3 separate regions of the Homo sapiens genome follow, and regions 1 and 2 are each linked to region 3. Evidence: chromatin contacts called from ENCODE Hi-C or POLR2A ChIA-PET data. All regions are on one chromosome and are shown on one strand. Each heading gives the region's core, a stretch centred on a gene start or an enhancer-like site at or near the end of the contact. The rest is flanking DNA. Distances are from core to core; before and after follow the strand shown. Region 1 holds the start of PIP4K2B (phosphatidylinositol-5-phosphate 4-kinase type 2 beta). Region 2 holds the start of SOCS7 (suppressor of cytokine signaling 7). Region 3 overlaps SRCIN1 (SRC kinase signaling inhibitor 1).

Region 1 (2,727 bases), core at 174-2,673, 240 kb before region 3:
CCCGTCTCTACTAAAAAAATACAAAAAATTAGCCGGGCGTGGTGGCGGGCGCCTGTAGTCCCAGCTACTCGGGAGGCTGAGGCAGGAGAATGGCGTGAACCCAGGAGGCGGAGCTTGCAGTGAGCCGAGATTGTGCCACCGCACTCCAGCCTGGGTGACAGAGCGAGATTCCGTCTCAAAAAACAACAGCAACAAAACAAAACCCTCGAGGGGCCACTCTCCTGTCTTTACTCCTTTTCCCTTCTCTATTCTTTCACCAGAAGCCCTCATTTGACCAGTGAACTCCTAGGCCCTCTTGACCCGCACATTAGCTGGGCGATTTCCTTGTTCTGCTAATTCCTAATTCTGCTTAAAATGTATTTGGATTTCTGTTTTTGAACACTTATGATGCCAGGCACTGTAATGCTTGAAACCCGATCTTTCCCTAGAGAATGTAACATACGTTTTTATTCATTTAATCACTTCATTATGCCGGGGTTAATTATGTTTATTTTATAATTGGTAATAAAGGCCACATTTATTTTTGTAACTGTTTAAAGAGCGACCACCTGTGGAGTACCGTGTTTACGAATTTCCATGCAGAAAGAACAACGTTGACCTGTAATTTGTGTCGAATATATGGAGATCCCTCATCTGAGAATTATGTAACAAAGCGTGGGGCAGTTTACTCAAAGATTTTACGAAATGAGCCAGAGTAAGACGATTAGTGGGATAGGTGTCTGAAGGTGCTGGCGGCCTCTGAGCTCTGACCCTTTGCGGGGAGAACAGGCAGCAGGTGGGTGGGCGCGGGGCCCATTCATAAAAACCAGTGTTCCTGGCCTGCTTCTCTCATTGGCCCTGGGGGCAAGGGGCGTGCCCCGCGGGTGGAGCGCGCCCGGGGCCCAGCAGAGTGGGCAGATCCACGCTTAGGTGGAGCGAGGGGGCGTTCCTTGGCTTTCTAGGCTGGACTTTCTCTTCCCCTTGCTGCGTCCCTCCTCTCCCCCGGGGTGGGCATGGTACGTCCCGCCCTCCTCGCATTCCCGTCCCTCCTTCCCTTCCGGAGCGGTGGCATCGCCGCCATCTTGGCATTCGGGTTGCGGGAAAGAGCCAAACCCTGGCGTTGGGGGGCCCGGGCGGGGAGCCCCTCCCGCGGTCCACAGCGACGCCTGCCCAGCCCTCCTCCCCTTCCGGCTCCGGCACGGGGCCCCGAGGCGTTCGGAGGCCAGGCGGGTTTCTGTCAGGCCCGGGGAGGAGGGGCGGGCGGGGCGGCCGCTGCCTCCCCGGGACGGGCCGTACCACGCGGACGGGGAGGACGGGGCCAGGGGACTGCAGGGCGGCTGCACCGCCCGGGGGCGGGGTGCGGAGCGGGCCGGCGGGCTCCCCGGGGCGGGGCGGGAGGGCGGGGCGTGGGGCGGACGGAACCACCGGGGCGGGGTGGGAGGTAACGGGACGGGCGCGACCATGGCGCGGTGAGGGAGCGGGGGTGGGGATCGGTCCGGGGGAGGCCTGAGGCCGCTGGCTTGTGCGCTGTCTCCGCCGCCCCCCTCTTTCGCCGCCGCCGCCGCCGCCCCGGGCATGTCGTCCAACTGCACCAGCACCACGGCGGTGGCGGTGGCGCCGCTCAGCGCCAGCAAGACCAAGACCAAGAAGAAGCATTTCGTGTGCCAGAAAGTGAAGCTATTCCGGGCCAGCGAGCCGATCCTCAGCGTCCTGATGTGGGGGGTGAACCACACGGTAACCAGCTCCTGCGCGCCCCTCTGAGCGCGGCCCCGCGCGCTCCCACGCCCCCTGCAGCCCTGGGCCCTTGCCCCGCAGGCCCTGCCGGTGACGCCTGCCACCCCTCGCCAAGCCACTTGCACGCCCACCCCACCCTTGCACGCCTTTCGGCCCCGTGTGCACTCCCCGCACGCCACGCGAGGCCTGGTGTCTCTGTGGTCTGCCGTCGCCACCTCCCCTTCCCTCCAGCCCTTCTGGCTTCCTGCGTGTGGCGTGCTCGCTTGGGGCAGCCCATGGAGCGCAAAGGCAAGGCCTCAGTGCAGTGGAGTCGCTTTCATCCCTGCTTCTCCTCCTCCCCCCTCATCCTGTTTGTGAGGGTGTATATTCCCCCTTGTTCCTTACAGCCGGCTGCCAGCTCTGTCAAGTAGCAGTGGTCTGCCCAAATAGTCCTCTCTTTCTGATCGTTTGGTTGTTGTGGCTGCTCAAATTCTTCCATCCTCCAGGCCTCCTTACCTTTGAATGTAGAACTCCACCCTGGGTTTCCTTTTTTTTCCCTCTTGAACAAGATGTATCAACTGGAGAAGCACAGGCTTCCTTGAACCAGACACTTCACCTGGGTCTCTCTGGGTTAGGGAGAAGAAAGAATGGCTATTAACCATTTGAGAGAAGAGGATGCCTGGTTATAAGGAGGGACTATTCATAGTAGAAATAATATGTCTTCCCATAGTTTTTGAAGGTGATCATTTTAAAGATGTTGACTTATCTGTTGTGTGGCTGCAATGTTGTGATGATGCATAGTGATTATGGTCCTAGATAGGAGAGATAGGTCCCCTGGGTCCTTAGGGTGCTTTGAGATTGTTCAACAGCCCCTGCCAGGAAGTTGGATCCTGACAGTTTAAGCTGGAAGACTGTTTATGTGGTGTTTGTTCAGGGTCTTTATTCTCCCTCTTCCAACCACTTGCTCTTTGCCTTCTGACCATTTCTTTATGAATCCCCACACTAGGAATGAGCAGAGGAAGTAAAAGGACCCGA
Region 2 (3,121 bases), core at 412-2,911, 210 kb after region 3:
GGCCTACAATTGCATTTGAAGATTCTCCTGTCATTTGCATGCATGAGTGTGAAGGGAGGTGCGGTGCTGGTACACAGAATAAGCAAGGCGGTCAAGGTGCAACACCAGCTTTTTGCCCCAAAGGCCAAACACTTCCAGCAATCTCCCTTCCAGGGACAATGGCACACAGCCGCCTTGGAAAAACTTAAAAAGCCATGCCAGGATGGGGATGGGAGGATGGTCTGAAACCATCTTCCAACAAGACAGATGCAAACCAGCTGAGAAGTGTCACGGAGTGTGCACTCTTTAAGAGTGAAAGCTGTTTCCACAATTAGCGCTGACCTTATGCGAGATGTTACCACCTTTGGTCCCAAGTCTCTGCCTCCTCCTGAAGACCCTATCTTAAGAACTGTCAGGATCGCGATAGCAATAGATAAAAAGGGAAACCAAACAAGAAAAGGAAGTTTGTCGGCCAGCCCCCGGCCGGTCTCACCTCCCCGCGTCCAGCTCCCGGCCCGCAGAGCCTCCCATGTCTGTCAGGCTCGCAGCTGAAGCAGCCAGCTCTCCAGAAGGCCTCTTGCCGGTCCCATCCCCACCGCCGGAGCCACCGTTGCAGCTCTTGGTGCGAAAGAGGCGACTGAGGCGGATTTTGAAGGAGCCCTTCCGAGAAGGACCCGCGAGTGGCCGGAGGGGCCCGGGAGGAGGCGGGGGCGGGGGAGGTTGCTGCTGCTGCTGCTGCTGCTGCTCCCCTCTACTCAGGCGCCCCAGAGGGACCAAGTCCTGCAGCGGGAAGGGCACCGGAGGTAATTCAGGGCCTGGGGGCTGCAGCAGAAGCCGGCCGCCCCCTCCTCCTCCGCGACCCGGGCTGCTGAGCTCCTCTTCCGAGCAGCTGTTAGTCTCCAGGCTCTCGGCCTCCGATTCCAAGCCCTCCAGGACCAGCAGCGCGTCGCTCGTTTCCGTGGGGTCCTCCCCGGCCTGCGGGGCGGCAGCAGGCGGCTGGGGCTGCGGAGGGGGCGGCTGAGGAGGACACGGACACGGGCAGCAACCCCCACCGACTGTCTTGACCCCCGGCCCCGCCGGCTGCCCGAGCCCCAGAGCCGCCAACTGCGCCTCTAGTCCAGCCGCCGGGCCCCAGGTCCGCTCGAGCGCCAAGCCCGGCGGCAGGGCCTTGGGGTCCAGGGCACAGCGGTGCCGGGGACACAGCAGTTCCGAGGGTCCCGGCTCCGGGGCCGCCTCCACGTCCTCCTCCTCCGGCGGCCGACCCACGTTGCGGAACACCATCAGCTGCGGCGGCCGGGAGCCCCGCGGGCCGGGCCGCGCGAGGAAGGGTGGCGGCGGGGGGCCATGGCCCGGGGGCGGTGGCGGAGGGCCTGGCTCGGGGGCCGCCTCTCCATAGCCAAGGAGGCGGCTCAGGACGCGGTACGAAGCGGCCGCCGCCGCCGCCTCGCCATCCCGGAGCTCGGCCTCCTGCATCGGGGAGAGGGAGGGAGGGCGGGCGGCTGGGAGCCGGGCTGGGGTGGGGACTAGGCCGGGCCCCGCCGGAGCCCCGCCCGCCGCGGCCCCCGGAGCGACAGCGCTAACGGCCGCCGCGGCCTCTGCCTCATAGAGGGGGGCGGGGGGCGCGCGGAGCCCAGCGCGAGCCCAGGCCGCGCTCCGCCACCGCCGAGCACCGCCCCCAAGCCGACGTCACTTCCGGAAGGGCTTAGCCACGCCACTTTCCCCAGGGCGTGCTCGCGCTGGCCTCCACGGCGAGTGACGCCGCGCGCGCCCCCGGCCCCTATTGGCGGTGAGCTGTCTGTTGGCTGGCGTTGGTCTCTTTTCCCGGTCCTTGCTTTTCACTTCCTGGGCGCCCAGGCCCAGGCCATCCCATTCGGTAGAGTGGAGAGGCCTTGGAAACCATGGTCTGGTCCTGGGAGCGCGCCGCTGGCCTTGGGAGCACATATGGTTCTGCCATCTACGCCGCTTGCGATGTGTGACCTTGGCTGAGTCATTTCATCATTAATCTGTATCTCCGTCCGCCTGGCACCCAGTGAATGTTTGTGGAATCAGTACATGAATCGTGTTCTAGACCCAGTGCTGTACTGATAAATGTGTAACAACCAGCTCTCTGGGGGGAGAACGGGAATGTATGCACATATATAGGTACAAAAATTTGTCGTTAAGTTTTACTGACATAAAGGATGTGTAGTTCACAATTTACAATTAATAGTAAATTGGCAAATTCCATATAACTCTTTCTCACAGAATGCTTTCATTGATTTTTGCCAAACTCTTATATGGGTAGCCAAACTGTGATTGCAGTTGACCTAGGAGTGTAATTGTAAAGGTGAATGTTGGTTGATAAAACTGAAAAAGACAAAACTTAATTGGATTGTCAATGATGGGAGCAACTTCTTTGCTGAGTCAGAAAACGGTTTCAAATACTGGAAGAATATTTACTCAATTTTTGTGCTATTCATAATGTAACGGCTACAGACAACACATTAAGTTTTTGCTGTTGTTGAGATGGAATCTTTCTCTATTGCCCAGGCTGGAGTGCAATGGCGCTATCTTGGCTCACTGCAACCTCTGCCTCCCGGGTTCAAGCAATTCTCCTGCCTCGCTCCAGGTAATTTTTTGTATTCTTAGTAGAGACAGGGTTTCACCATGTTGGCCAGGCCAGTTTTGAACTCCTGACCTCAGGTGATCCACCCGCCTTGGCCTCCCAAAATGCTGGGATTACAGGCGTGAGCCACCGCGCCCACGCCCGGCCTTCTTATCTTTACACAGGGATAAGGATTGCAATTTTGCTTGCTTGCAGGCATGTTGTGAGGATCAAATAAGATCAAGCTTTTTGTGTGGAGGAGGTGAGACTGGAGGCAGGGAGCCCATTGAAATAGTCCCAGTGGGAGATATTGAGAGATGCAAGGGAAAAGGAGGAAGGATCAGCTGCAGAACTCAGTGACTTCTAATACCTGAGGGTGCATTGAGGGGAAGAGGGTGGAGGGTTGAGTCCTGCAACCAGAGGGACCTTTTCAGAATGGAAATGTGTTCATAGCCTGTGATTAAAATTGTTCATGGCTTCCCATTGTTCTTAGGCTAATGTGTGATCTTGTGATCTGACCCCTGTGTGATCTAACCCCTGCCTCTCTAGCCACATCCC
Region 3 (2,932 bases), core at 407-2,906:
TGACCACTTGGGGCAGGTAGAGCCACGGGCTTCTCTGGCTACTGTGTGGGGTCGGAGAGTAGGGAGGACTTTGTCCCAGCCCAGTCCTTCCCAGGCTCACAGTTTGTTCACTTTCTCCCATCCTCGTGGTCCTCTGCAGCCTGTGGGTCAGGCGGCCGGAGCAGCGGGGCCACCCCGGTGTCCGGCCCGCCCCCGCCCTCGGCCAGCAGCACCCCCGCAGGTCAGCCTACCGCCGTTAGCCGGCTGCAGATGCAGCTTCACCTGCGAGGCCTGCAGAACAGCGCCAGTGACTTGCGCGGCCAGCTCCAGCAGTTGCGCAAGCTCCAGGTACCGCCCCGTCCTGGGCCCCGCCCCACCAACGCCCACCTACTGGTAGAAGTCCCTTGCCGCAAGTCCCGCCCCATCCCCTACTACCTCATCCTTTTCCCAGAGCTTCCACGCCCGAGTCCTTCGCCGCTCACTGGCCTCTCTCCGAACCCTTTCTCCCCTTCCCCTTTCTTGAGCTTCCGCTCCCTCGCTGAACCTCCACTTCCTCACCAAGGCCTTATCCCTCGCCCGTGACCCCCTCATTGAGCCCTCCTTCTCCTTCCCTGAGTCCCCATCGCCCTCCTGGAGCCCCAGTCACCCACTGAGCCCCTCCGTCGTCAGTATCCCTCGGGGCAGTTCCAGTTCCTTCCTGCCCTGCATCCCTTTCCCTGAGTCAGCGAGAGCCCTTCCCCCAAGTCCTCTCAGCTCCTCCCTCCTGAGCCCCAACAGTCTCCCCGGCCCTGCTTGGCAGATGGTCCCACCTGTCAGGAGCTTGGCATCGCCGAGTCCGCTCCTCAAGCAGGCCCAGGGGCCGTCAGGTGAGGATAATTAGCAGAGACAGGCTGGGGAGGGGGCAGAGAATTGCCATCTGGGCAACGGGTAAGATCTTGCCCACCCCCGCCATTCAGGCTTGGAACAGGGTTGGATCGATCATCAACTTAGTCTTCCTGTCCCAGCCATAGAAGCTCTATCAAATGCCAGCGCTTGAGTCCTTCATTCCAGTCCCGTCCCCATTCCGGGATGATGGAAGCCATAGCCATGCGGCCGCACTGTCGGCAGGGACCTACATAGGGCTACACCCTGTCCCGCAAATATTCCCAACCCCTTCTCCTGCCTCATATTCCCCAGAACTTAACCTTGCCCTCCTCCCCCTGCAATACCACCCCTGCTCGCGGCCACAGCCATGCAGCTCCCCCTTTGCATGGCCCATTTTAACGCTCCCCTCTCCACGATCCCCATCCGTTCTCCTCCTGCCTCTGTTCTTCCCCAGAACTTAGCCCTCTGCCCCTGCCCTTCGCCATCCCGCCCCTGCCCTTCGCCATCCCACCCCTTCGCTGCTGCCTGAGGCGGAGCCAAGCAGCCGCTTCTTCTGCAGAGCCCCGCCCTGGATTGGGCAGTCCTCTACCCGCCTTCTCCCGGCCCTTCCCCTGCCTCGCGGCTCCGCTCCCCCCACCCGGGTCCATCCGTCCGTGCGTCCCGCAGCTACAGAACCAGGAGTCGGTGCGCGCGCTGCTGAAGCGCACGGAGGCAGAGCTGAGCATGCGCGTGTCGGAGGCGGCGCGGCGGCAGGAGGACCCGCTGCAGCGGCAGCGCACCCTGGTGGAAGAGGAACGGCTGCGCTATCTCAACGACGAGGAGCTTATTACCCAGCAGCTCAAGTGAGGCTGGGCCCGCGGCGGAGGGAGGGGTGGGGGTGCGGCTGGAGTGACCCGCAACCTGGTTTCCCTGGGAGGCGCAGCTCCCTTCCCTCTGAGTCACAGGTGGCGTTGGTCTGTTCTGAAGCCTGATTTCATTCTCCTCTGGCCTGATTTCACTGTGACCCACAAACTTTTGACCGGCTGGCATTATTCCTGATTTCTTTTTTCTGGCTTGATGCCTGCTTTTGCTATGGTCTTGCTTCATAATGATCCACACTCAGGCTTCCTGTGGCCTGCAGCTTCACTGTCATGTGGCCAGCTGCCTGATTTCCCTCTGCCCTCTGCCTACTTTCATTTTGGCCTGTGACCCGTGCAAAGTGACCCTTGGGTAGTGAGTTCAGGTGCAGCGTTCAGGTGCCGTCACTGCTCCAGCCTGGCGCTGACCAGCCATCATTGGAGATCCGATTCCCTGATCTCTGAGTCCAGATATAGCCAAGGAAAACCCACCTTCCTTCCTAGTGCAGCTGGAACAGGGCTGTAGTGTTTTCAGAAGGAAGGAGGAATCGCGAACACTGTGCCTCCGCATGCTTAGGCATGGAGGGGTTAACAGAAGACAGTCTTCTGATCCAAATTTAGCAAATGGCTGTCTGGCCAACCATTCCATTGTCTGGCACCTTTGAAGGGAGACGCTGCCTTTCAGTGTCCATTCAGGGAGTGAGCACCCACCCTGCTTTCCCTCGCCAGTGATAAGGATCTGAGACAGAGGCCCTGCTCCTTCCTTTGGGCCCTCTCTTGGTGACACAGGGCACTAGGGGACCTGGAGTCCAGTGCCAGCACTGAGAGGCTGAGTGATCAGGGCAGTTCCTGCCCCTCTCTGTGCCCCAGTGTCCTCATCTGTACCCAGCATTAAGTTTTTCACCTCTCTTTTCAACAAGGGGTTGAGTTGTACTGGCCAGTGACTCCGGGAGCCAGGAGAGGCTGCTCCTTGGAGCCCAGCTTCCTCACTAAGTCATAAATGAGCCTCTTGCGACGGGCTCCTTGAGATGGGTTGCTGCTCCTCAGCCTGAGGCCCACATAGCCTGGTGGTACATGTGCATTTTAGCAAGGCCCAAGGCAACAATTCCCATGACACCATGTGGCTGAAATAGGGTAAGGGGCCACCCCATCACTCTAGGTGTGATAACTTAGTGAGGACTCCAGCCAGATCTCCAAGCAGACTGGCAGGTGTCATCTCTCCTCACCCAGGGAATTCCATTTCTCCAGATTTT

What was found. Hi-C counts contacts between places; a loop is a spot of excess contacts on that map. ChIA-PET counts read pairs that join two places held with the same protein, here RNA polymerase II (POLR2A). Pooled maps may share reads with other maps.
Region 1: a map of naive thymus-derived CD4-positive, alpha-beta T cell shows a loop between it and region 3 (11-fold over the local background). The contact joins the promoter of PIP4K2B here to the enhancer-like site in region 3. A Hi-C loop is called at or near these places in 1 of 168 maps with a recorded cell type or tissue (naive thymus-derived CD4-positive, alpha-beta T cell) and 7 of 50 pooled maps. POLR2A ChIA-PET finds 5 or more read pairs at or near these places in 2 of 52 experiments (H1 and naive thymus-derived CD8-positive, alpha-beta T cell).
Region 2: a loop to region 3 is called in a map of CD8-positive, alpha-beta T cell, with 2.6 times the contacts of the local background. The contact joins the promoter of SOCS7 here to the enhancer-like site in region 3. A Hi-C loop is called at or near these places in 4 of 168 maps with a recorded cell type or tissue (CD4-positive, alpha-beta T cell, CD4-positive, alpha-beta memory T cell, CD8-positive, alpha-beta T cell and 1 more) and 8 of 50 pooled maps. POLR2A ChIA-PET finds 5 or more read pairs at or near these places in 3 of 52 experiments (Caco-2, Panc1 and activated T-cell).

Annotation. Positions count from the first base shown.
Region 1 is chr17:38,798,252-38,800,978 of GRCh38, reverse strand. PIP4K2B (phosphatidylinositol-5-phosphate 4-kinase type 2 beta) reads left to right here and starts at 1,423. Exons shown (of 10, transcript NM_003559.5): 1 at 1,423-1,713. The coding sequence starts at 1,555. It overlaps CWC25 (CWC25 spliceosome associated protein), which reads left to right. Exons shown (of 10, transcript NM_017748.5): 10 at 1-538. RefSeq lists an enhancer at 1,428-2,246.
Region 2 is chr17:38,350,384-38,353,504 of GRCh38, reverse strand. SOCS7 (suppressor of cytokine signaling 7) reads right to left here and starts at 1,661. Exons shown (of 10, transcript NM_014598.4): 1 at 473-1,661. The coding sequence starts at 1,452. LOC124903991 (a long non-coding RNA gene) reads left to right here and starts at 2,509. Exons shown (of 2, transcript XR_007065738.1): 1 at 2,509-2,587; 2 at 2,780-3,046.
Region 3 is chr17:38,556,980-38,559,911 of GRCh38, reverse strand. SRCIN1 (SRC kinase signaling inhibitor 1) reads left to right here. Exons shown (of 19, transcript NM_025248.3): 10 at 140-327; 11 at 1,510-1,685. Among named protein-coding and RNA genes, the nearest start is that of SRCIN1, 48 kb to the left of the region's middle. Within about 2 kb of position 1,656, at least 19 of the 41 ENCODE cell types and tissues checked have a DNase peak (open chromatin) inside an H3K27ac peak, as active enhancers do; they include CD8-positive, alpha-beta T cell and mammary epithelial cell, where a contact is called at or near this core.